Linked DNA regions of Mus musculus: regions 1, 3, 4 and 5 are each linked to region 2. A link is a loop called in an ENCODE intact Hi-C map of the cell type or tissue named here. Cell type or tissue: left cerebral cortex. All regions are shown on one strand. Region 1 has its middle 500 kb from the start of Gm26076. Region 2 holds the start of Prmt6 (protein arginine N-methyltransferase 6). Region 3 has its middle 510 kb from the start of Gm26076. Region 4 overlaps Vav3 (vav 3 oncogene). Region 5 overlaps Ntng1 (netrin G1).

Region 1 (5,000 bases), 820 kb after region 2:
TCTTATCCAAGAAAAGTTGATAATCTGTTCTAGGTGAATTAATTGGGCTTTCATACAAGTATCATCAGCTGGAAAAGTATACCGGAAATCTAGTTCACACATAAAAACAAAGACACACACACAAATTCCTTTCTGTGACTAGCGACCTCATCTTGCAATAATATCCAAGTTTTCAAATATTGGACAAGGTCCATTTCTATCAGTTATGCAGTTTTTCCCCCTTATAGCTCCAAATTCAATCCAGGGCCAGACATATGATAGCAGACACTCTGCTGGTCTGCTCTACCTGATCCTTTGACTCTTGCAGACTTGGTTTTTGCCCGGTAACTCGGAATGACCTTGACATCCGAGGGTAACTCAGTTGATCTTTCTAGTGTAACTTCTTTGACTTCCTGGAATAACCTCCTCTAAGTCCTGAAATTTCAGATGTGCATCACCACATCATTAACTCTTGTCTTTGTGTGCCTTTAGTAGAAATTATACTTTCAGCACTGTATGTCCAATTGGTTTCAGTAACATTTCCTTAAAATTAAAAGAAATATGAAGAATACTAGGTTTTGAACATACATCAGGATAAAATACTGGTTGTTTAGAAATAATAGGACTGATACCACTTTTCCTTATGCATTGATTTCTCACATTCCTTAGGTTCAGACCACAGTGTCACACTCCAGCTCCATTGTATCTCACTAGGGATATATTCTGGCTGGAAGAATATACTGATTTTGATTAAAAAGTGATCACATAGGGAACAAGTTATTCATAACTTCATTTTTAATATTGAATATATGAGGTGCCTTAACATCTATAAGCTGGGAAATGAATCAATTTATAACATTAATGCATTGCAACATAATCTCGGGAATGACCAGAAGGAACATTCATGAAGAAGAATAAATTTTACTCATATAATAGTGAATAACATTTATTAATTTATTGTTATTCTAGCTATGTCTATAATCTTTCAAATATCTCAGTATAATTTGTATCTACTTATACATGAGAAGTTGAAAAATCCATAGGAAACATGAAAACCAAGCCCAGAGAACTGTTCTCTTTACAAAGAAGGTACAAGGGACTCAGAAAGGGATATAATGTTTTCAGCAACATTTTTTCTTCGAAGAAAATCTGAAGCAATCATGGAAAAATGCTAACACACATATATAAAAACCAAATATACATGCAGTGTATTTTTCCCTCAAAGCAAATGTCTCACTTTAAAAAAAAATGAGTTCAAAATAGATTTTAATACTCATGCATCTAATTAGGTTGAAAAGATTTAGCCACTCAGAAATGATAACTCCAAGAGCTTACTAAAAGACTTTAGTAATATTGTTTGATTCAAAATTAATCATATTTATAAACATCAGGACATTAACTTTATATCTTTCTTTCCTATAGTCCGAAGCAAATTACCCCTAAACATTATGCTTTGTCCTGTTAGAAAAGTCACGTCTGAAAATTTTGCTAACTTTTGGTTTTTATTTGTTTTTATATAGTGCTGTCTGTCTGTCTGCCTGTCTGTCTCTGTGTATGCATGTGTGTGTTTGTGGGTGGGTGTGTTTGTGAGTGTGTGTGTATGTGTGTATACATTTAAAAATACAGTTTATGAAGACTGGAGTTTATTGTTCAGCATTATATTTTAGAGCCTAAAACAGTCTCTGTCCAGTAAAAAGGACTTTATATAAATTGATAGTCATATTAAGAATATCTTTTTATAATCTCAATTTAACATAACAAGAAAAAGCATAGGAATATTAAAAATGTGTAAAAGCTTGTAAAATAGCAAAGGGAAGACCCAAGATCCAACCCGAACTGTCAGCACACGTGACCGTTCCCTCTGGAAAGGACATTGTTCATAGAACATTTTTCAGCCTGGCCTCCAGAATTTAAAAAAGAAAAAAATTTAAATGTACATTCTACTGGAGTCACAAGTCACAAGGTATCTGGTAGCACATTTATTTAATACTCTGTGTTCTGTGTTTAATTCTTAGAACTCCTTCTCTGTAATGGGGTCCTCAGTTCTTGAAACTTGCCAGATAATATCTAGAATCGACATAAGGCTTGAAATCTACTCAGAGTATCATTATTCCAACAAGAAAACAAGACTATCACAAAAAAGAAGGAAGAAAGAAAGGAAAAAATGAAAAGGGAGTAAGAAAGTAGGGAGGGAAGGAAGAAAGAACGAAGGTTAAGTAAATCTGAAAAAGATGCAGTTCCCACCCCAAATCGGTCCAGAATAGAAATAAATGTGTGCACACATCTTAAGCCTTTTTAGAGAATAACATTTCATATTCAAGAAGACCTTCTTTCGGTGCTAATTCCATGGCTACCTGAAGCCCCAGAGCAATGCATGCTAAGAATTTGAAGTTGAAAAACTAAGACATCTAAGCGACTAAGAAAAATTCATGCCTTCCACCTGTCGTGCCTGTTATGCATTCGCCTTGGATTAAATCAATCCTGAGAAAAACTCATCAAGAACTACGGAGCTCCTCCTGGCGGTAGGCTTTAGCCAGTGAAGCGTCTTCTTCAAGCTTAGAACAAAAAGAACATTGAGCAAATGCACAGTTTAAATTATCTATAAGTTACATAACTGTGTTCTTAGGAAACTATGGGTTGCCTAAGTTGAAATTGTGCAATTGAAAGTCAAAACATGTTGTCTTAACTATTAGCAAGATTTGATTTAAGTTTTGCTCGAGCATCAAGACCAATGTAACAATCACAGGAATTCCAGATTCAGACAATAAAATCATAATTAGTCTTTGATACTTCAGCGACAGTGCCTTTTAAATTTGAAACATCATTTCTGATTTTTCACATAGTAAAAATATTTAATACTATTATTACATCAGAGAACCCGAGACCTTAAATGTTTAACACTCTGAAGGTCACTAAACCTGTAATGATCAAACCAGGATTTACACCATGGCTTATCTGCTTTTAAAGCCTTTGGCTGTCTTCTCTTGTGTCACATGACTTCCACTAAATTATAATAAATGTCCAGACACTGAGAAAATTAAAAATATATCATTGATACTTCACATCTCTTCTCAGTTATTATAGCTGATGCTCTTGCTATTTATGTGAGGACGGCTGAAAGGAGAAAAATGAGTCACTGTATACATATCATGCTGCTAATGTAGTCACTGTCTCCAGAGCCTGTCACCATGTGCAGCTCTGCCACTCTCCTCAGCCAGCTGTCCAGAGCCTTTGCAGGAAATGAGCTCTCCCATAACTGATAGCTCAATTCCCTAGTGAGTTGGCTGCTCCTGCCTTTCAGGGTCGCAGGTGTACCTCAGTGCTTCAGCACTTGAGGTTACTTTCCAGTGTGCACTAGAGGCATATCTGCTTTGCATACTCAGGGCTATGAAACAGACACTGTTTGATCCATGTGTGCAGCAATTTCAGGAGGCAGAATCAAGGCCATTCATTGATTTAATACTCTTCCAAATGTGCTTTATATCATTTGCTGAAAAGAATTGTCTGCTTCTGAAAGAAAGCAATCCATGTATTAAAACACAGATATAAGTGCTTTAAGTAATTCAATTTATAATTTAATTTTAAAAATACATTTTCTCAAAAATGTAGTTGAAATAATAAAAACAGAGCATAGCATACACTCTACATATGGTGAACAATTTGGTGCTCTTTGTGTTGTTAGCTTCAAGTGATTACATGTGGTGTGGTCATCCCTTTGATTCCCACAGGTGACAGGAGAGGTCAAGTGTCACTGAGATAGTATGGGAGGTTGGAAGATGAGGGCCCCCTCTCCAAATCCCTTAACAATGCAATTTTTGAATTCTGAGAAGCCAATGCCAGAAAATTGGTTCATTTGCCTCACTGCACAGAGTATCAGTAGACACTTGCTCATCTTGTGGCTTTCAGGAGTGCACAAAATAGAGTTCACACGTTGTGCATTTCTCTCACACACTCTGAGCTCAAGTGAGGTCACAAGACACTAGGCACAACAATATCAGAGAGCTAGGCAAGCCAGGCTTGCCTCTGGTGTGTGCCTCTGGTGGCTGCTGGTGTTTATCTGATGTGTCTGAGCTGGGAAGGCATTAAAGCAGCAGTGCTGCTGAGGTGGGTCCACATAAAATCCTTGCCATAAATGCCACAGAACATTTTAATTCCACTGTGCTTATGAAGGCTGTGTTTTACCTGTTATAAAAAGGTTCATATTGAGCCCTTTAAAATGCAGCTTTTTTTGTGGAGTTCTTAGCTTTAGGATTTTGTTGAGTTGATCACAGAGTTCATAAAATGCTTTCTGTTTGGGACTTTTGCTGTCCAATGCTAAGTGGCAATGTGTGCAGATTAATTTAACTGTAATGAAAATTAGCTGTGCTGTTTGGTTTCACATTGGGACTGCCATCCTGGAGGTCAGTACTAATGATATGTCAGGCTCTTCCTGACAGTTTGCATACAGCACGGTTTACTCAGAGCTCAGCATAGTCAGGAGCACAGGATGAGCAGGTATTGAACTGTCAAGTGGCAACACCCTGGTGACAGATGATGCCATGGAGATCACCCCCCCCCCCCCATAGCAGAGTAAACTGCCTCTGCCATCTTTCCTGTTCCTTATAAAAACAAACAAACAAACAAACAAACAAACAAACTAATTTTTGGTAAAAGTTACAAGTGTGTTTACAGGAATCATTACGACTTTAGACATTTGAAATCCATAGAAACAGAAATACAATGAAAGTGCTGTGGAATTCTGAGAAACATTGAACAGCTAATGGGAGGTGCTTGTTATGTTGATGTACCCTGCAATTGCAATTCTCTTAGAAGGTCTGCAGAAAATGCAATGCACAATGTACATTTGGGTATGAAAATTTTTATTCTGTGCGGTATAGTTTCTATGTATGCTCATAAATTAATTTCTCACTTTGAAGTTTTCAATAATATAAAACAAAATATTTTATGTTAACATTTGCCTCAGATCACAAGAAAATTCATATACAACAGTTTAGAGACTGATAAAACTCTTTCCCTTTGTG
Region 2 (5,000 bases):
TTGTTTACAATTAGAAAGTCAGAGTTGTGCGTGCGTAAGGTTTTGTCAAAAACTATGCTGGGCACAGTGGTACAGTGCTATTAGCTCCAGCATTTGGAAGGTGGAGGCAGGAGCTTCAGGAGTCCAAAGTCATCCTCAGCTCCATACTGGGCTCCGAGCCCCACTTGCACAATGTATGGTCCCATTTCACAAGCAAGAATTATGTATGGAACTTTAGTCAAGTATATCAGCATCTCTAGAAACCTTTCTACTTAGTGTTTAAAACAGAGTATCCATCTTCTCTGACACTAAAACCATCCAGGTCCTAACAAATGGCCTTTACTTTCTTTAGTGGTAGACATCTATTTATGAGCAGGGTTCACATTAGCTTGTAATTACAAATACCTATCACAATGACTATTAGAATGCATTTCTAGCAACTGTGCTCATTGGTTTAATAAAATGACAAGATTGGGTATTTTTAGAGGGCTAAATAAATGGTATGAGGAGGGAGGTAGGTGGAACTTTATCATGATGCTCTTTCTAGGGTCTGATAATCCCCTCCTGCAGCCTTAAGGGCTTCATGTTATCAGTCTCAATCCACATAACACATCAGATAGTGCCTGGGTGTCCACACACCTCAGGCTTTCATCCATCCCAGGTGTCTTCCTCCCAAAGGCTGTGGGGCTCCTTTGGATCATCTGGTACCCTGTGGCATACATTGCTCTTCATGTATAGCCATGTTGATACTGCCAGTGCCTGTGGAGAACAAAAAAAAAAGACCAATGAGTATTTGTTCTGGAGCACATTTTGTATGCATCAGATCGCTCTAGGTTTGCCTTTTGCACAAACTCAGCATCATGGTACTGGAAGCTTACTTCTAGGTTACTTTAATCACTTGTATCCCCAGTTCTCTATGGAGTGGTAATATTGTTTTCTCTGGTTTGCATGGGGGTGGGCTGGTTTGCCTTTTCTGGCTGTTTCCTAGGAACACCACTGTGCTTCCTGACTTTAGCTTCTGCTTCAGCTCCCAGAATTTCTAATTCATTTTTGAGAAAATGTAACTAGAATTTTGAAACTTTTTGCTCAGTCAAGAAAATCTAGTCTCCACTCACACCCTCCCAAGTTTTAACTGGATTTCCCTTGTGTCTTTTTTTGAGGGGTTGGAGGGAGGGTGGATATAGTACTTGTATTTACAGAATTATGCAGAAAAGGATTCCAGACATTTAAATACTACAGGAATTGCTATAGAAAGGCTAATCAAAATCACCAGCAATCACTATAGGCGAAAGCTTGATTAAAAACATAGGAGACCCCAAAGGAACTTTTTAAACCTCTAAACCAAGCATTTATAAAAGATGTTAAGTATTCTGATATCAAAATATGCTTGTTTTGTGAAACTGGTGGTTTTATATTTGTATTTTTCCTTCAAAATAGAGCCCCAGCAAATTAGTTTTAATACTTTAGCAATTTAATATACAATGTTTTTAAAAAGCCAAAAACAGAACCAAGGTTACAAAAAGTGAAATTCAATAGTACTTAAGAACAGCAGTTTTCCACACCCGTTAAGTCTTACACAGCTAGAGCTCAAAACCATGTTAATCATCATTTGAGCTGTTCTGAAGCTGAGTTCTGCAGGAGCTTTGACACCAAGACAAGTAGCAGCATTATAGTAAACTCACAGACCACACACAAAACGTCTAAAGACCTCAGCTATAAAAAGTGAGAATGCCGTTTTATTTGCCACAGAAAGGAGGGAAAGGAAATATGTGAAGTAAATGTGACAATCTGACTCACACATCATTGTAAGGGAGCTCCCCAAATGCACACTGTTCACAGTTGTCTGAACTAAGAAGAACTGAAGACAGGAACTTTTATTAGATTAGAGTGCTCGCGTTCCTTTCATACAGAATTAGACCTGTGCTTAAATAAAGCCAGCACAAGAGGTAAAGGGTCCGCCCTTGGGCTAGGTTCAGCAACCTTCCCTATCAGACTGCTTTACAAGAGTCACAAAAATATTTATATTATAAAACATAGGTTTTCTCGGCTCAGTCTTGAAAGTCAAAATAAAAATATTAACACCCCATCACTATTTCACTTTCAGACCTTTTCTCCTGTCACTCTCAGAATTGCCTAGGCAGGCTGTAAAATTAAGCCATTTTACTAAGGTTCATCAAATTTAGCACTCCGTGAATTAAGCGTAAGGAGAGCAGGGTTATTTAAAATACTTCTCCTGTGCCCCACTTCCTTACTAACAATATGAACGTTAGAATATAAGGAAGCACAGGTAGGCACTCAAGACTTGAGAGAATTCCAGCTGAAAGAAACAGCTTTAAAAATCATTCTGCAAGTTTCTGAAATGTAATCAGACCATGTTGCCTTTCTCCCAGTTTCATACTGATAGGGATGGGGAGGTGTCAGATTAGCTCGTGGACCAATTATAAAAAGATCACATTTATTGCCCCCCCCCCAACCCCGGCAGTTAAACAAAAGAAACAGAAATACAAGAGTTTCTTTATACTACATGCTTTCCAGGTTTAAAAGCCCGTTAGTAAGCACACTGCATCAGTCCTTGGTCAGGGATGCTCACTTTTAAAATAAACACTGCCAGAAGAATGTCCTCAAATGAAGACTGGAGCGGTGAGGTAAAAGAGACAGCTATGTCCCCAACTTGCATAGGCGATCTCCCTTTCTCTTCGGACCTTCCGAAGAAGGTGGAGGGGGAGAAAAGGCAACGCTCAGTCCTCCATGGCAAAGTCTTTGGTCTTTTCCTCATGGTCTCCCACTTTGTAGCGCAGAAGTATGCGCAGACGCCGGGGGTTGTCCGGGGAGGGCAGCAGGGTGATCTCTCCGGAAATGTCCGTATCTTGTTCCACCGGCACCGGCTCGTTCAAGTAGAGGAGCGCCTGCTTCCAGTGGGTGGCCGGGTGAAAAGGCGAGGTGGACAGCACCAGAGGTTTCTCCGAGTCCCCTCCGGGAAAGGTCACTTGAAACCAGACGGCGAAACCATGTAGAGGCGCGGAACCATAGCAGCTGCAGCGGAAGCGCCCGCCCACACCAGCCTCCAGCTCCTGCTCCAGGCCGGCTCGGGCCAGCTCGAGCTGGGCAAAGCGCTGCGGCCGGGCCAGCACGTCCTCTCCGGACAGATCCTGCACCACGATCTCCGAATGGCCCATGAGGCAGCGCGTGGCGAAGCTCTCCATGCAGCTCATATCCACGCCATAGTGCTGCTTCACCTGGCTCCAGAAACCCAGACGCCACTCGAGCATCTGGTCGCTAATCGGGGCCACGAAGAGCTCCGCGGAAGCTGGCAGGAGGAGACCGCCCTCCTTCAGCCATTTGGTCCGCGCGTGGAGCACGGAGCTCAGCATGGACTCGTGCAGAAGTCCGTAGCCCATCCACTCGCTGACGATGGCGTCCACTCGCTCCGGCAGCTCCACGGTCTCCACCGGGCCCGGCAGGACGTGCACGCGGTCCTCCAACCCGTTGAGCCGCACCACCTCCCGGGCCTGTTGCCAGATGGCGCTGGCCTCCACCGCGTACACGCGCCGTGCCCCGGCCTGGGCACAGAAGATGCTGAGAATGCCGGTGCCCGCGCCCACGTCCAGCACCGTCTTGCCTCGCAGCGCGGCCCAGTTCTTCAGGATGCCTAAGCGGTAGGCTTCGGTGCGGACCTGGTCGGCGATCATCTCCTCGTGGACCGAGACGTCGGAGTAGCACTCGTAGTACAGCTGGTCCCGCTCGCTCTTGGTCCTCCGGGGTCGTGGCGGGGCCGCCTCCTGCTCCCCGCCATTTTCCTCCTCGGCTCCCTCCCCTCCGGCGCCGGCGCCTCCGCTGTCCCCCGACTCAAGCTTTCTTTTCTTGCTCAGCGACATCTTGGCCCCGGCAGCCGACCCCCAGCATTCGTTGCGCGGTGCGGTGCGCAGGCTCAGAGTCCCCGGGGCCTGCTGGGATTCGTAGTCCGCTTCCTGCATCCCGCTTCCTGAGGGCAGAGGCTCAACCAGAGTCAATCTTGGCACACCGTTATTTTCCTCTAACGCCATGACAAGTTGTTCTCTAAGACCACACTATTTTCCCGAGATCCTTTCAGTTTTTGCCCTTTCCTTTTACCCCTTGTCAGGGTTCTCTAGAGTCACAGAACGTATGGGTAGCCTCTGTAGAGTAAGAGAATTTGTTGATGACTTACAATCTGTAGTCCCCAAAGATGGTCAGCAGCAGCTGTGAATGAAAATCCAAGGATCTAGCAGCTGCTCAGTCCCACACGGCGTCCTGGCAGAAAAAGTGAGTTTTCCTTCTTCCAGTGACCTTATGTAGGCCTCCCGCAGGTGTGTCCCAGAATAAAGGTGTGTATCACCACTTCCGGATCTGGGACTTCCTTTTCCCAGGCTGACCTTGAGCTTTTGTCTCAAGTTTCCTGGGATTAAAGGCATGTACTACCTTGCCTGAGGCTAAACTTTTCATGGCCATATGCCTCAAGATCTTCCTGCCAAGGCCGGGCGTGGTGGCTCACGCCTTTAAACCCAACACTTGGGAGGCAGAGGCAGGCGAATTTCTGAGTTCGAGGCCAGCCTGGTCTACAGAGTGAGTTCTAATACAGCCAAGGCTACACAGAGAAACCCTGCCTCAAAGAAAAAATAAACAAACAAAAAAACCTCCACTCGGTTCAAGTCAGAAACCTGTGTCTTTCAGCCTCAAGATCACAGGTGAGTGAGCCTTCCAATTCTGGACTGTAGTTCACTCCAGATATAGTCTAGTTGATGATAGCCAGGAATAGTCACTACACTCATTTTTACACATTCTTGATGTAGGCACACCACTTACAGCTACAAGTCTATGTTTCCCTCACAGGACCTCCCCCGCCCCCCACTACTGAATTATGTGGCACAGTTCTTGTCCCTTCTCTGACAGTTGTAACTCACCAAACTCTCTGTTCTAACCAGAGTTAGGATACAAAGAATATGTATGACGCAAAGTGAAAACCAAATAATACAAGATCTTGATTCTGAGTCCAAAGTGATCCC
Region 3 (5,000 bases), 830 kb after region 2:
GTTGTTCCAAGCACACAATTCATTCAACTAATATATGCATCAATGCATTTTTAAAAAAGACTTAGAGAAACCTAACAGTGATGTGTGAAGAAAGCTTAATGAAGTTCTTGGATTGTGTGTCTGAGAGCTGGAATTAATCCCCAGAATCCGAGGTAACAGAAAAGTCAGGAGAAGTAGCAGCTGATTATAATACAAAACTGAAGTAGAGTTCTGGAGTTCTCTGGCCAGCCTGACCTAATCAGAGAGTTTAACTTGAGTGAGTGAACCTTAAAATTTGAGTTAACCCATTGATTTGAAATAAATTCTACTGTGGTATTGGAACAAAATAATAGTAAGCACAATAACCTAATTGCTGTGTTCGATATCCTCCAGTGAAAAGCCCTGTAGTATTACTGTATATTATTAAATAAATGGCTTCAAATTTTCTCTTCTATTTTTGTTTCTTTACCAGAGAAAACTATAAAACTTATTGTCTCCTACCAGATTTGCTACTATATTTACATTTCAATTACATCTTAACCTTAGCTGCATAACACCTAGAGTTGTAGTGTCACCAATTATATTGCTAGTAAGTTATATAATCTCCCAATTACAACCAAAAATAAATGCCAGGTGTTTTAATCTGGAGTCATTAGAATGTGCAGGAAGGGCTGCAGCTGACCTCAGTCTGTCTTGCTCAGATATAACATACAACTCATAAAAGGAAAGTAGCAAAAATAAACACAAGGATCCTGCTGCATACATCCCAGAAGCCAGGATGGGGACTTTTTGGAAGGAGAAAAAAGTCTCTTCCAGGAGTAGTTGACACTTGTTCCTTGCCTGCCTGTGACTTCCTTGGTTCTATTTGCTGGATTTTTCCTTCGTTTTTCATAATTTCATTTTGGCCCATATACACGATGTTGCAAATACACATGCAAATTAAGATATTAAAATGTATCTTCTTTTAGAAGTGGGCACATGGGATAGCAGTAGCTATTTGAAAGTTTTTGGTTTAAAAAGGAAAATACAGTATAGAAAATGGTTAATTTATCAGTTCAGATTTGAGAAGGAGAAATAATTTGAACCTGCAGGCAATGTTTTAAATGTATCTTTACAGATTCTTTTACTCTTAATTATATTTTATGAACTATAGAAAAAAATATTTGCTTAATTTTCTTTTTGAGCTAATTTAATTTTGTTAATCATTCTATAATGATACTTAGCTAAACAATGACCAATAACAGATGGTGAAATCTTTGGTGATTATGTAGCATATTCAGGTACTGTCTGAAGCCATGTAATGTGTCTGGCCTGAACCATCATGACTTCAGGCTGAGTAAGACCCTCTGTTTGAATCTGCCTATCCATTCACATATAGCACTTCTACAATTGTGACCACTGACTCTTGTATCTTTGCTACTCCATGTTTGCTCCTTTATTTGGTGATCCTATTAAAATTTTTCTCATTTAATTTTAACTTACTTTTATTTATATTTTCAGTATGTGTAAATGTATCACAAATGTGCATATGCCTACACATGTTTGTGTGCAGGGAAGCACATTCTAGCATGCATAGAGGCCAAAGATAAGACATCTAGTGTCATGCTGTATCTCTCCCTTTCCTCTTCCTTTGAGAATGAGTCTCCCACTGAATTTGTATCCAGGGTGCTGGGCACAAATCTCCAACAATCCTCCTCCTTCTACAGCATGGCACTGGGGTTACAGGTGCACAAATCCAAGAATGTACTTTTACATAGGTTCTGGAGATCTGAAATCAGTTCACTATGTTTGAGCAACAAGTGCTCTTGCTGCTTAGTCATAGGGTATTTATTTAACAAATAACATTTATTTAACAAAAACAGACTACAGATTTTCTTCTTATTATTCAGTCATTTGCATGTTTTGATGCTCATTTTAGTCCTTTTTCATCCTCATTTCCTAAACTGCCCCAAATTTTTGTGCAATCGCTGTGGATTTTATCCTCATCTTGCACTGCACAGCAGCTGCTATCACTGTGGTCTGAACATTCAGGAGACATTACCTGGAACCTCACAGTAGCCTTACAGAAGACGTTTTCCTCTTTACACCATTGTCAGATTCTTGCCAGTGCTTATTCTATTATTTTACATCTCAAATCAGATCATACAACTATTTTATTGAGAATGTTAACATGACACTTTATCGTTCAGAGAATCCAGTAAACTTTGATTTGCAATTTCTCCATGAGGTTTTCCCTTGAGAAGTCTCTGGAGACCAACTCTGGGGTGTGCTGGCTCTCTCCCTCCACTTTACAGAACTTCTAGGATCAAAATCAAGTCTTCAGACTCATGGGTTGAACACTTTTAATTCTGAGCCATCTCACTGAGCCCAGTTGTCTTTTTCACAGAGATATTTACTGCAATACCTTTTTAAAGAAATTCTCACATCCTTCTCATTAAGCATCCATTTGTTTTAAGATTTTTATTCTTGTTCTCCAAAACATGCTGGTATAGAGTGCTGATGGCTCCTTGAAGTTTCTTTCATTGCTCTATTTCCAGTGGGTGCTTCACAATAGTGCTACTTATAGTTGAATGTTTGACATATAAATAAGTAAAATGGAAATAAATGGAACTTTGGCAAGCCAAATATATATTAAATAGTTTTATAATTATGTATTTTGAAGTAAAAGATGTTAACAAAAAGCATAGCAATGCAATAAGATTTCCTCAAATTCCCATCTCTATATAAGATATTGAAATGTGTGTGTGTGTGTGTGTGTGTGTGTGTGTGTGTGTGCGCGCACGCATGTATGCGTGTGTGGTGTGTGTTCATAGTGGCTGATGTTTTAGCCTATACTTGTATTTCTGATTTGATTTGTGGCACTACAATATATTGTGGTGGAATGTGTGATATCATTGCAAACTCATGGTTGTCAGGGAAAAGAGAGAGATGGAGAGAGAGATGGAGAGAGATGGAGAGAGAGAGAGAGAGAGAGAGAGAGAGAGAGAGAGAAAGAGAGAGAGAGAGAGAGAAAGTAGTAGTATAAAAACCATTTCTCTTCAATTACATACTCTCAATGAATTTTTTCATATCCATATGAAGCAATGGGATATGAACCCTCATCATATCCCATATCCTAAAATTTTTTATCACCCAATAGTGCCACATGAGAGCCTTAAATGGACATTATACACTCAAAGCATATCACATCAAATGAAAGAAGGGAAGATTCATGAGTTTGAGGTTTCAGTCCTTAGCCCAATTGCTTTTGCTTTTATTAAAAACAAGGCAAAACGCTAGAAAGTTGATAGTGGGAAGAGCTGTTATGATATGGCAGGCAGGATGCTAAATAAGCAATCTTGGTTTCTTAGCAAGACATACAGTGATTTTGTAATAATACAGAGAAGCATAGCATGAACTCTGTTAAATGGTATTAAAATGTGTGAAGAATTCTGTATTTTTAAATAATTCCAGTGTATAATACCTTCTTTAGATACTTATTCATTTATAAATAACAATAGAAGAATAATGAAGTCAATGATATCATTGAGTCACTTCCCAAATAGCCTACATCCTAGCCTTGCAGTCAAGCATTTAGAACTTGAGCAGTTGAATATTGTTCAAGATCCAAACCATAATAATTTACACCTGACTCCAATGCCTTTCATTCTATCTCCACATTGTTATAAGTGACTTAGAGGGGGGAGTTGTTGTCTTGGGTTTAACAAAGTTTGTTTTGTGGGATAGATGCAGAATTGTATATTCTAGAGAGAAAATTTGGAGAAAAAAAGTGACAGGTGAAGACACTTGGCTGCTTCTGTAGGAATGTGGGAGTAGTCATGAATGAGAGATGAAACAAGAGGTACAGAGAGACTGAGGGGCACAGATAGAAGGAGAATAAACATAGCAAACTTTATTCTAGCAAACAGCTCCCATTGGGATTGTGGTAGAAACATCCTCAGAAGTGGGACTTTACCCAGGTTCTCTGGACCAGATTTTTTATGGCTTAACTATCACAACTTCATTCACTGCCTTTTAAAGGACTTTCTCCAGCTATGGCAATCTGGCTATATAAGGCTCAGTTTCTAAGGTTTCCTTCAAGGTTTCAATGAAAGCTTCTATGATTCATAACTCTTGTTTGATGTTCACTACACAGCCAGTAAAACATAGTTGATGCCAATGTCTTCAGCTATTGAAAACCCAATTTAAGCCATTCCTTAGCAGCCTTTAAGTGACAAAAGAGGTGAATAATGCAGAAACATTCTGAAAAAATGACTCTTTAAGAAACCCCTTTTGAGTAGGCTATCCCTGTGTACTTTCTCAAATGCAACTCTGCAAAAGCAGATTTTACCTTCATACAGTTTTGCTTGAGATGGAGGAATTTTGCTTATTCTTGAGATTCACTCTGGAAGTCTTTCCTGTTGTTCCTTTTCAAAGCACCTGGCTTTCTTTTTCCCTGACTTCTTCAACATCTGAATTTACATGTCTGAAACATTGCACATTTCTTCTTTGGCCTTCAGTTTCTCTCTTGAAATCTATTTAAAAGCAGCCAGTATGATCCAAGCTGCTATCAGAATGGGCTGTCATGAAATTTATTGGTCTGGCTAAACTTGACTGCTGATTTTAAACATTGTTTTCATAAATATTAGGGAACAAACAGAATGAGGTTAAATTCTGTTCCAGAATATTGTGTGACTGAGCCAATTTAGAATGATTCCGTCTTTTGGTCTTTAACCTCATGAACTGAGTTTAACTGCTTTATTGCCTCACCCACCCCTGTGAAATCTGCGTGACAAGCCCAAAAGCTTGGTCACAGTCCTGAGGCAAAAGTTTCATGGAAACTTGTCTCCTGGAAGTTCTTTGGTATCCCATAACACAGACGTGTTTCAGATTTGTCCCTGAGAGTTTCAGTATTGTTATATTCTAAGTGCCTCCAAGGAATGATTTGACAAATAGCTAAGTTAGATTGGCCTCCACCAGTGTTCCAATATCCTAGGCAATCGTTGAGCCAATGTTGGGCTTTCAATTTCCTAAGAATGTTA
Region 4 (5,000 bases), 720 kb before region 2:
TGTTTGGTTTGGAGAACTGTTCACTTGAATAACTTGGCTAATTTGAGTCCTGGTGTGTGTGTGTGTGTGTGTGTGTGTGTGTGTGTGTGTGTGTGTGTATGTGTGCACATGCACTCTCACATGTGTGGGTTTATAGGAGTTTATACATATATTCTCATCAGCCCATTATCAGGTATAATAGAGACTTTCTTCTGCAGACAGCGTTGGTGGCGCCATAAGTTCCAGGTTGCCCACCTTCAATTCCTTGCCTACACTTTTAATGTCACATCCAAGAACTCATTGTTAAATTTAATTCTATAAAAAGCTTTTTCTCTATTTTCTTCTAGAACCTTAATAGTGTCAGCTTTTATGTATAGATCTTTGCTCTACGTAGGTATTTTTAGATTCAGTATAAAGCTAAGGTCTAACTTTATTGTTCTTATTGTAGATATATAGTTTCCCTTGCACTCTTTGGATACTTTATTTCTCTGAATCGAATGTTCTTGGCACTTTTTGAAGACAGTTGTGGCTAATATATGAGCATGTTCCTAGAAATCACATTTGCCTCTTTTATTAGAATGAAATCCATAGGTATCATTGATAATCTTCCGTCAATTCTCTTTTCCTTAAAAAAATACTGTAAGTGTTCATTAATAGTTTAAACTATTTTGTGTTCCTGCCTTTGTGGAAATGTATCATTGAATTGTTACATCATAAAATTCCATCCTGGAACTCTTGGCTCAAGGAGGGAGCTTCAGGATCCCCTCTTCCTAGATTCTGCTTTTGGGACAATTATGTGTCTGCAGTTCCATGCTGCTGTGAACATTTGTGTCCTGTGTATGGTATGTTCTATGAACATAGAGGCTGCCTCACTCCACCTTGCATGCGTGACAAATATCACTTACTGTAATTTTCTTGTGATTAGTATCATTTCAGTGATTAGTATCATTTTTCCCCTTTAAATAATATTTTTATTTTTTTTGAGATTAAACTGTAATTGCATACATCATTTCTCCCTTTCCTTTATCCCTGTCAAACACTTCCCAGTAACCCATCCTGTTCTCTTTCAAATTCTTGACCTCCTTTTCTTCTTTAATTATTGTATGAATATATCTTGCTCAGTCTGTATAATGTTACTCTTATGTATATATTTTTAGGGCTGACTAGTAGTGAATAACCAATTTATGTGCTTTTAACCTAAAAAGGACTATTTCTCCTGGTCTCAGCATTTCTTAGTTGCCCGTAGTTGTGTTTTGTTTATTTGTTGTTGTTGTTTAGTCTTGGGACCTTGTGAGCGCTCCCCTTTCACATCAGCAGGTCTGTTTGTCTTGTTCAGCTCATGTTTAGGAAGACATGATGCTGAAACATCTCGGGTATAGCCTCTCTGATAATTTAGGAGACACAACCTCACAGCAAACCCACCATTCTTCTGATTTTTATAATCTTTCTGTCTCTTCTGCAATGGTTCCTTAGCCCAAGGCGCAGGAGTGTGTTGTAGTCAGATGAGTTGGGACTGTGCTCCACAGTTCTATGTTTTCACTGGCCGTGCCTCTCTGCAATGTCTCTGCTGCAAAGAGAACTTTTCCGGGTGAGGGATGAGGCGTACACTGATCTGTGAGTGTAAGGACATCTACCTAGAAGGCCGTAAGGGATTAAGCTGGTTTAGTACGGTAGTAGTTGCTAGTTCTCCTTCAACATCCATGGCTTTCCTACTCCGGGTACCTGGATCGATATCATTTTTATTTATTATAACACATTTACTCTCAACTGCACAGGACTTAGATACAAGGTAAGATTTAAAAATCAACCAGCCACTACTTCTACATAGAACCTTAAAAGGGAAGTGACCAGAGCTGGATCTGACCTGAAAGCCCCGCCCTCCTGAGGAACCAGGCATGATTTTTTTCTTGTTGAGCGGGCCTTAGGTCCTTTTAGAGAGCTCTTAGTTACTGACAAGCTATGTGAGCCAGTTCTTCCTGTATTCCTATGGCTATTGTGGCATGTTGGTTATTAACGTGGTTCATAGGCATCATTGTTGGCTAGACTATTGGTTGCTGCCTTCCTTTGGAGACTTGAACGATACCCTGTGGTACACAGAAGCTAGTCCTCAGGAGGGCGGGGCTTTCAGTTCAGATCCAGGTCTGCTCACTTCCTGTTTAAGGTTCTGTGTAGAAGTAGTGACTGGTTGATTTTCAAATCTTACCTTGTATCCAAGTCTTGTGCACTTAAGAGTGAATGTGTTAAAATAAATAAAAATGATATCAATTGCAACATGATAGGGCCATTGTCCTGGAGAATGTCTTTCCCGGTGTTTACTTCTGTTTTTATGTGATTGTGAAAGGGTTAGACACACACGTAAGATTTATTTAAAGGTGTATCTATGTTTTAGAACCAGCCAGTTTTGCTCTTTGGACGACCACAGGGAGACGGTGAAATCCGAATAACCACTCTGGACAAGCATACAAAACAAGAAAGGTGAGTGGCAGGTGCACTCTCACGGTGGTAGCTGCTGTCCCAGGAATGATGGCTTCAGTCAGGTATTCTAGGACAGGTGGCGGTGTGCAGGCCAGGGGGCCAGCCAGTCACCAGTCCCTTACCTTTTCTAACATATGTCCCATGTATTACTTCTCTTTCTAGCCTGCACTCTGTTGATTTGCCTAAGGTTTTAGGTGCTAAATGAAAATGTTCGAAAATAAGACGCATTTCAATCATGAAACGCCACCAGACGATTGCCGTAAAGCCACGATTGCCTGTTTTAAAAGACTCATTTGGAAATTAACTGAAAATAATAAAAATCATCCCAGGGAGGAATGCAGAATGGGAACTGTTTAGCAGTGTATTTTTATTTAGGGAGACCTCTAGGCAGAGTCCTTGAATATCCTTAGTACTCTTGGCCTTTTATTCTCTGTCATGACAGGCGATTGTTTCCCCGGACTCTTTGTAGAAGAAAACGTCTACCAGCAGGGGGCAGCATTGACCCTTGTTTCCACCTTGATACCCGGGTTCCTCAGCTAGTTCTCAGGAGCCACACATTTGACTTTGAAGATGAGGAAAGTGTTTGAACACTGGGAATGTGTCATTGTCACAATCATTGGTTAAGAATAAGTGTGTTAATCATTGAGAGTTTTAAAAAGCACACATTTATTGCAGTTGGATAAGGTTAGAAGATTCGTTTCCTTCCCCAATTAACATTGCTTTTAATAAGGAAAAAAAAAATTAACACAGAAAGTTAACCATCACTTTCCTGGCTTGCAGTTTCTCTTACACCCAAGCTACACTTAAGGTGACCCATTAAATTGTGACACCGAACACAAGGAGTGAAGGCACAGGTTCTAAAGTTAGCTTGGGTGCGATCTTACTCTGTATGGATCATCAGTGTAACTGCTGGCAATTTGCATACAAGCCCCCGCCCCTCCAGCGTGGGTTTGCACACCCAGGATGAGAGTAATTCCGACCCGGGTGGGGACCCAGGGGATTTATTTTATGTCTTGTTTGTGGAACGAACAGTTCTCAAGGCTTTTGATTGATTGCTATTACGGTTGTAGAAGATCTACTGTCCTGATTGTGAATATTTTTCTGAGATTTTAGCATTGAAATAAAAAGAGAGCAATTATTCATGAGCAGCTTTATGGCCTATCTTAGTGAGTATTTTCAATGACTCTAAAGTGTATGGATTGCTTTTCTAATGCTCCCTCCCTTCCTTTAAGTTCAAATGAGGGGAGCTGGGGTGGAATGGCAGCATCTCTCCTTGAGCCCCATGAAGGACAGTGATGATCCTGTGAGCCTGTATTCCTTACAGTTTCTACTGTGTGGCCCTGCCTGTGGCCCTTAATGCAGAAGAACGCTTGGCTGGTGCAGTCACATCTTGCCAGGAAAAAAAAAAATGCACTTGCAAACAGTTTGCTGTCAGTCACCCACACTCTCTCTTTTACAGGCATATCTTCTTATTCGACTTGGCAGTGATTGTCTGTAAAAGGAAAGGCGATAACTACGAGATGAAGGAAATAATAGATCTCCAGCAGTACAAGATAGCCAACAACCCTACCACTGACAAAGAGAATAAAAAGGTGACTACTGGGGAGGTGGCAATGGACAGTAATTTATGCAGAGCTTTGAATATTCAAATATAATCATCCCTTGGTATCTAGACTCCTCCCTCCACTGCAGACACCTGAATCTGCAGATACTTGGGGCCCTTATATAAAATGGTTTAGTGTTCACATATAACCTGTGCATGTCTTTCTACATAATTTAAAGCGACTCTCGGCTCTTTGTAATTCCTAAGACAATACTTGGGTTGCTGTAAGCAGCTGTTATACCGTATCATTTAGCAATAGTGACAAGGAAACAAGTCTGTACATGCTTGGTACAGATGCAATTCATATTGTTTTCATCTGCAGTTGTTGAATATTTGAGTACAGAACCTGCAAAATCTGGAGCCAGATGTACATACGTCCATTAGAGTGAGATGCTGCTGTCTGAATCAGGCATTGAATTTTCAGAGATTGATTTTGGTACAGGTTCCTGTGAGCTATGATTGGGTCCTGACAGACCCAATGATTGGTTGATCTGACCATTTCCAGTTCCTCTGATCAATATGGTAATAATGATTTTCTCATCAATATGAAGTTGGTAACTGATTTTCTTCTCAGTATGAGGTTTGTTACAGTCGTCAGTGTTAATGCTGTTAGCTATAAGGTTTTGTATGCATGGCTATGCCGGTGCTCCAGTGAATCTGAAAATATGTTTTTAACAAGTGATAATCATTAACTTGAAGAATATTCATTTTTCACAGTGGTCTTATGGCTTCTACCTCATCCATACCCAAGGACAAAATGGGTTAGAATTTTATTGCAAAACAAAAGATTTAAAGAAAAAATGGCTGGAACAGTTTGAAATGGCTCTGTGAGTATTTTTACTTTTAAAATTTATTTGTGTGTGTGGTGTGTACTTGCACAAACGTGTGTGTGTTGGATGTGTACCTGTGTGTGTGTGTGTGTGTGTGTTATGTGTAGGCCAAA
Region 5 (5,000 bases), 470 kb before region 2:
TTCAAGAAAATCAGAGAACTATATCTAAATACACTGAATGCAAGATATTCCTCCTCAATTTAGATTCTTATAGCCTCATAAAGATAAAATGCAGATGAGTTGATTTAAATCAGGCCTTCATTAAATTTCAGAATTAGCTGTCGGAATCCCACGTATTGAATTGTGCAGCGTCTGATTCCTGATCATTGTGACAAAGCTGTGTGACTGGATAATGATAAAGTGCACCATTGCCAGAAATAACACAGTCTGCCTTTGGTTTGTGCTAATAAACTATAAGACAACTTAAACTCCATTTTAATATCAGAAATCCACCTCATTAGAAGTAATCTCACACTCTGTATGCGATCAGAATTTTCATGTGCATTCTTTGGTGAGCTGGGAATATGATTTTCTATTTATGCTTCTAATGTAAATCTGCCATTTCTGGTTGGCCACTCTGGCACTAAGCCAAGGCGCTAATTTATTTCCATCTTTCCCTATTTCTTATATCAAAAGATGCTGTTGGTTTGAATAACAAACATCCAATCGACTTGGACGTGGGGTGGCAGGCAGAGCAGGAATTACCTGCTTACCTTTTATTGCCTTCTTTGAATTGGCTTTTCTGGGAACAAAACCAATAAGACATGCTGTTCCTTCATCTAGTTTTGACTCGGTTATTTGTCAGAAGACATTGTTCCCCCTGCTTCCCCCTGGTTCAAGCGAGACTGGCGGTAGGGTGAAGAATTCAGCCTGGAACGAGGCTTCTGACCTAATACTGTCATTGGTTATTGTCCCACCAAGTCATGTAGGACTTCATTGTCTTTAATCTTCTGGTTTGGCCTCATAATTATTTCTGATTCCAAGAGATGCCATTGCTGACACATTTGTCACCTGCAGGGTGGCAGTGTGCCGGGATTGAACATACATTGTTTCAGCCCCTCCAAAAACTTTGCAGTGATTCTCCACCCGCCCAGCTCCCTCTGCTGTCATGTACAGTAATTGGCCTAATAAAAGGCAGAAACAAGAATTTATTACACCTTGGGCAGTACTTGAAACAGACTTTATTTTCAGGAACAGCAGTTATGTCTACTTGCTGCTGTATATTTTGATATTTCATTTAAATACTTAGAATATATTCAAAGTCAAATTGCTAATCACTCAATTTCCCTGCTGCTGTCCTGGTTCCCCAGGTGGCCTCTTATGATACTCCATGTAAACACTGTATTTGGAAGGATACATAGATCGGCATCCCTAGAGTCACATGATCACCATAAATCTGTGAAAATAGCATGACTTAAAAATAAAAGTCTCTTAGTGCTCTGCCAACAGGCTTTGGCATAATCTTGGCAATCACTTAGATATTTCTTTCTCTCTGTTTTTGTGGTTATAATTTTTTCCCAGGTGGAAAATAGTCTCATATTTTGCAGACGTTGTCCAAGCTAGTGACCATCAATCCGTCTTCCTGGTTATTAAAGTTGTCAGCTGACTGTGTTCAGTCCACACAAAAATCAGTGACGTGACTGGGAAACTGCTGGGTGGTTGCTCCTTTCGTCTTAAGAAACGGCCATACAATTTCCTGATAACATTTCTGCAGGAATTTTTATTCTTTAAATCTTCCAGTGTTAAAGCAACAAGAAAAAACATTTAAAATGTCCTTTGGTGGAATCTTATTACACTTGCTATATGTAAACCGATATTCTTTGATGCCAGCACGCTCGTTGCCCTTACAGAGAAATCTCTGCATGACGAAACGAAACAAAACCAAAGAGGACCAAAAACTCAAACATCAGTCAGTCTTTGCTGATTCGAATTAGATACATTAACAGATTGTCTGGTAACATAAATTGGCAATAATACAAAAAATCTACATATTACATTATTTCAAGAAAAATAACTTCATTTGAATACAAAAGGATAGATACACTTTCTCTTTTCCTCTAACCACTCTTGTGAAGTGGACGTGAGCTGGCACTGGGACCGCAGTGCTGCTAAAATATACAGGGGTATGACTGGCTTGCGCTTTGGAGGGGGCTGTTACACGTGTGTATCACTAACATCAGACAAAGAAATCTTTCAACCAACAAGGGTTACAGAGCAACGTTCACTAAAGCACAGGTTGGAAGGGATTTGGGGGTCGGGGGGACTGAAGCAGGCCAATATGGCAGCTTGTAACAGATTTCCTTATACCCACAATGCACCTGACAGCGAAGAATGCTTTTATTTGGTTGGCCCACACACTGAGCAGAGCGGTACTAGGGTGCACCACGGTAGAGTAGCGAATGTTTTTAGGTTGGTTGATCAGTTTGTTTTCCGTCTTTCCTCTTGGGGGCGCTCTCACAGCCTTTCCAATCCGCAATCAGCTCTGCAGCTGGCAATGAGATTTGCAGTGAGAATAGCAACAGCTGCCAATTCCTCTGGAGTCAATGATGAACAGTCTCAACTCCGATGTGCGATGTGCTGTCCGGTTCTGAGAGATATGGCTTAGTTCAGTTAGGCCCTCTTCTTTTATACACTGTGTTGGAGTGGGTGTGCGTGTTTTCTATGTCAGTGGCAATCGCTTGGGTTGTGTTTGCTTCCCCACAGCACAGGCCTGTCGGAGGGCTGGGTGTGACCCCTAGAACACCAGGGGACCGGCAGTCCCCAGCAGCATGGTCAGCAGCAGCAGTGCTGGGGAGCCCCGCGGGGGTGCTCCCTGGCCGGATTCGGAGCCACAGCTGCCCGCCTCTTCGCACCGTAGCTTCTCACAGAGGATGCCGGTGTAGGCGTCTGGGCACGCGCAGCGCACATTGTTCTGGCAGGTCCCTCCATTCTGGCAGTGCAGGAGCTCATTGTCGCAGACATTAGCTGCAGAACGAGGGGAGGGAAAGGGAGGGGAGGAGAAGCAGAATCAATTTAAGTTCATCTGGAACATCATGTTTTCAGCTTTAAAAAAGAAATTCTCTATCGATCTTGTGCACCCCCCTTCCCTCCACAAACTAAGCATGTGACTCCAATTTCCAAACAAATGTAGTCGGCTGCCTTTGTTTTGATCATATTAGGCCTTTTCATATAGGTTTCCCCCTCCCCTTCCCCTGCAATCTTGGTTAATCTCCAGTTCAGGCTATCGAATTTAAGGTAATGCAATGCTCCTGGTTTGGAAATTTTTGTGTACGTGAGACCTGTTGTGACCTCCTAGGTTTTTTTTAAAGGACAAGTGCCTGATACAAGAAAACAGAACCTTGAAGCCAGATGAGTGCCGTTTAAAATGCAAAGCAGTGCTGCTAAAATGACCAACAACCTCTAAGGTCAGGACATCCATCCATCGTCCCTGAACCGATTCCAGCCTTTTCGTGCATGCAAAGAGGCCACAGGGAAGCAGGGGAATGCAGGGTTAGGATGTGAGAAAAGTGGCATGCTCCAAGCAGGCAACAGCCAGATGGAAGAGGAAAAGCTTGTTTCGTGGGAGGCATGTGAGGAAGAGCAGTCACATTTGTCCCTGACAGCCCAGCAGAGTTTTTTATTACCTTGTAAATATGGGGAGTAGAGCCCAAGGTTACCTTGATTTGGGAACAGTAATAAATGCAACGGTGAAACCCTGATTACCAAAATTTCATTACATCCATCAAGGAATAGAATCGGGTTGGAAAATCAAGAAGCAGCTCCTGACTGAAATCCATTCACAGCCTCTGTCACAGAACTTTCACCTCTAATAATTTCTCCTATCGTCAAAATTCCCCTTAACCTCATTAATTCAATGGCTTGTATTCTCTTAGATAATCAAGGTTTCACTGATTTAGCAGAATGTTAAATAGAACCCAGGGAAATTAACACAACAACAAAGAAGAAGAGAGCCAAGAACGAACGCTTTCCGACAACATTTGCTGCTTAAGCACTTAACACATAGACCACTCTGGACAGGGGGCAGGCGGGGCACAGAGCAGAAAAAGGAGCTTCTTTTATAAATTATAAGTTTTTCATTCAAAAAAAAATGTCATGGCCCAATTTCTCCAAAGATGGATTCACACACACACACATACACACACACACACACACACACACACACACACACAGCACGATGGTGCTATTAAATACAAATCGTTGTTACAAAATAGTCCCACCTTCCACACATAATAACTATAAGTAGCATTTGCTTTGCCTATTAATCATGTTCAATACTCATGTCACCTTGAAGAGGGGCTTTGTCCACACCCACAAACTTAGGAATGCATCTGTGTGTGAACGGTTGAGGGAAGGTGGCACTGGGCATCCGTGGAGCTAATAATAAAGTTCTCTAAACAGAGTCCAGTGTGACTACCTTCTTCAACATTTCAGGGCGACATAGAAGACAGGTGCATAATACATTTGTATAATTAGAACTAGTTAATCGTTCATGTTTGAAATGCTGGTACATAAGGCAGTGTCACACGGATTAGAGGCATCAAGCACACAAGCTGCTACTCAGTGGGTAGTTTAGATTGAACCCAAATTATGGTATTTTTTATCAGGTTCTTTTTTGTTTGTTTGGCATGTCAACATCTGTAGCTATGAAACAAGGTCCCCCCAAGCACAGGGTCATAGGGTAAAATCCTGGTGGGTCTTGCTCTGTTTTGGTTTTTGTCCATTTGGAAAGTATACAGAGGTGTTCAGGATTTTGTTTTGCTTACACTTCAAGAAATATCTGTTTAATTGGGGCAACATGGAATTAACAGATCCAAGTAACCATTTCCACTTAAAGTTAAAGATTCTGAGCACTTCTCAATCTAGACAGCAGATTGCAGAATGGGATATTTCCTTTCATTTGGGCACTGGACATAGGGAAATATCTGTTCCATCAATATCGATAATTGCTTGCCTTGAATAATTGAGAAGAAATCAATAGTTAATTAAATATCACTCCCCTCTTTTTTTCGAAGCTATTTTTCTTCCTCTTGGACTTGAATGTAAAGCAGCTGTTGAGCAAAGGTTTTTTTCTTTTTCTTTTTCCCGAGAAGCCAGTGATTAAGTTAAAATTCGATACCTTCTCTACATGTAAATAATCTACT

The links. Peaks named below come from ENCODE experiments on the same cell type or tissue, not always from the same donor. Only the 100,000 strongest peaks of a DNase experiment are listed, where the experiment ranks them.
Region 1: it touches region 2 in a loop (5-fold over the local background); 3 of 42 quality-filtered maps call a loop at or near these places.
Region 3: a loop joins it to region 2, with 5 times the contacts of the local background. A loop is called at or near these places in 3 of 42 quality-filtered maps.
Region 4: a loop joins it to region 2, with 3 times the contacts of the local background. A loop is called at or near these places in 6 of 42 quality-filtered maps.
Region 5: a loop joins it to region 2, with 7 times the contacts of the local background. A loop is called at or near these places in 3 of 42 quality-filtered maps.

Annotation. Positions count from the first base shown.
Region 1 is chr3:111,066,835-111,071,834 of GRCm38, forward strand. No RefSeq gene overlaps it. Among named protein-coding and RNA genes, the nearest start is that of Gm26076, 500 kb to the left of the region's middle. In left cerebral cortex, a CTCF peak has its summit at 2,494; DNase peaks (open chromatin) are centred at 2,491, 3,180, 3,805 and 3,951.
Region 2 is chr3:110,247,118-110,252,117 of GRCm38, forward strand. Prmt6 (protein arginine N-methyltransferase 6) reads right to left here and starts at 3,882. Exons shown (of 1, transcript NM_178891.5): 1 at 1,408-3,882. The coding sequence starts at 3,854. The coding sequence ends at 2,718. In left cerebral cortex, no CTCF peak of the experiment used is centred here; DNase peaks (open chromatin) are centred at 1,661, 1,781, 3,042, 3,560 and 1 more place; H3K4me3 peaks cover 3,006 bases; H3K27ac peaks cover 1,726 bases.
Region 3 is chr3:111,074,637-111,079,636 of GRCm38, forward strand. It overlaps the pseudogene Gm52641. Among named protein-coding and RNA genes, the nearest start is that of Gm26076, 510 kb to the left of the region's middle. In left cerebral cortex, no CTCF peak of the experiment used is centred here; no DNase peak of the experiment used is centred here.
Region 4 is chr3:109,523,501-109,528,500 of GRCm38, forward strand. It overlaps Vav3 (vav 3 oncogene), which reads left to right. Exons shown (of 27, transcript NM_020505.2): 13 at 2,369-2,454; 14 at 3,914-4,046; 15 at 4,775-4,884. Among named protein-coding and RNA genes, the nearest start is that of Vav3, 190 kb to the left of the region's middle. In left cerebral cortex, a CTCF peak has its summit at 2,932 (motif pointing right); DNase peaks (open chromatin) are centred at 2,951, 3,318 and 3,870.
Region 5 is chr3:109,780,089-109,785,088 of GRCm38, forward strand. It overlaps Ntng1 (netrin G1), which reads right to left. Exons shown (of 8, transcript NM_030699.2): 8 at 1-2,823. The coding sequence ends at 2,594. Among named protein-coding and RNA genes, the nearest start is that of Gm25681, 81 kb to the right of the region's middle. In left cerebral cortex, a CTCF peak has its summit at 2,314 (motif pointing right); DNase peaks (open chromatin) are centred at 1,479, 1,698, 2,341, 2,690 and 1 more place; H3K4me3 peaks cover 1,622 bases; H3K27ac peaks cover 788 bases.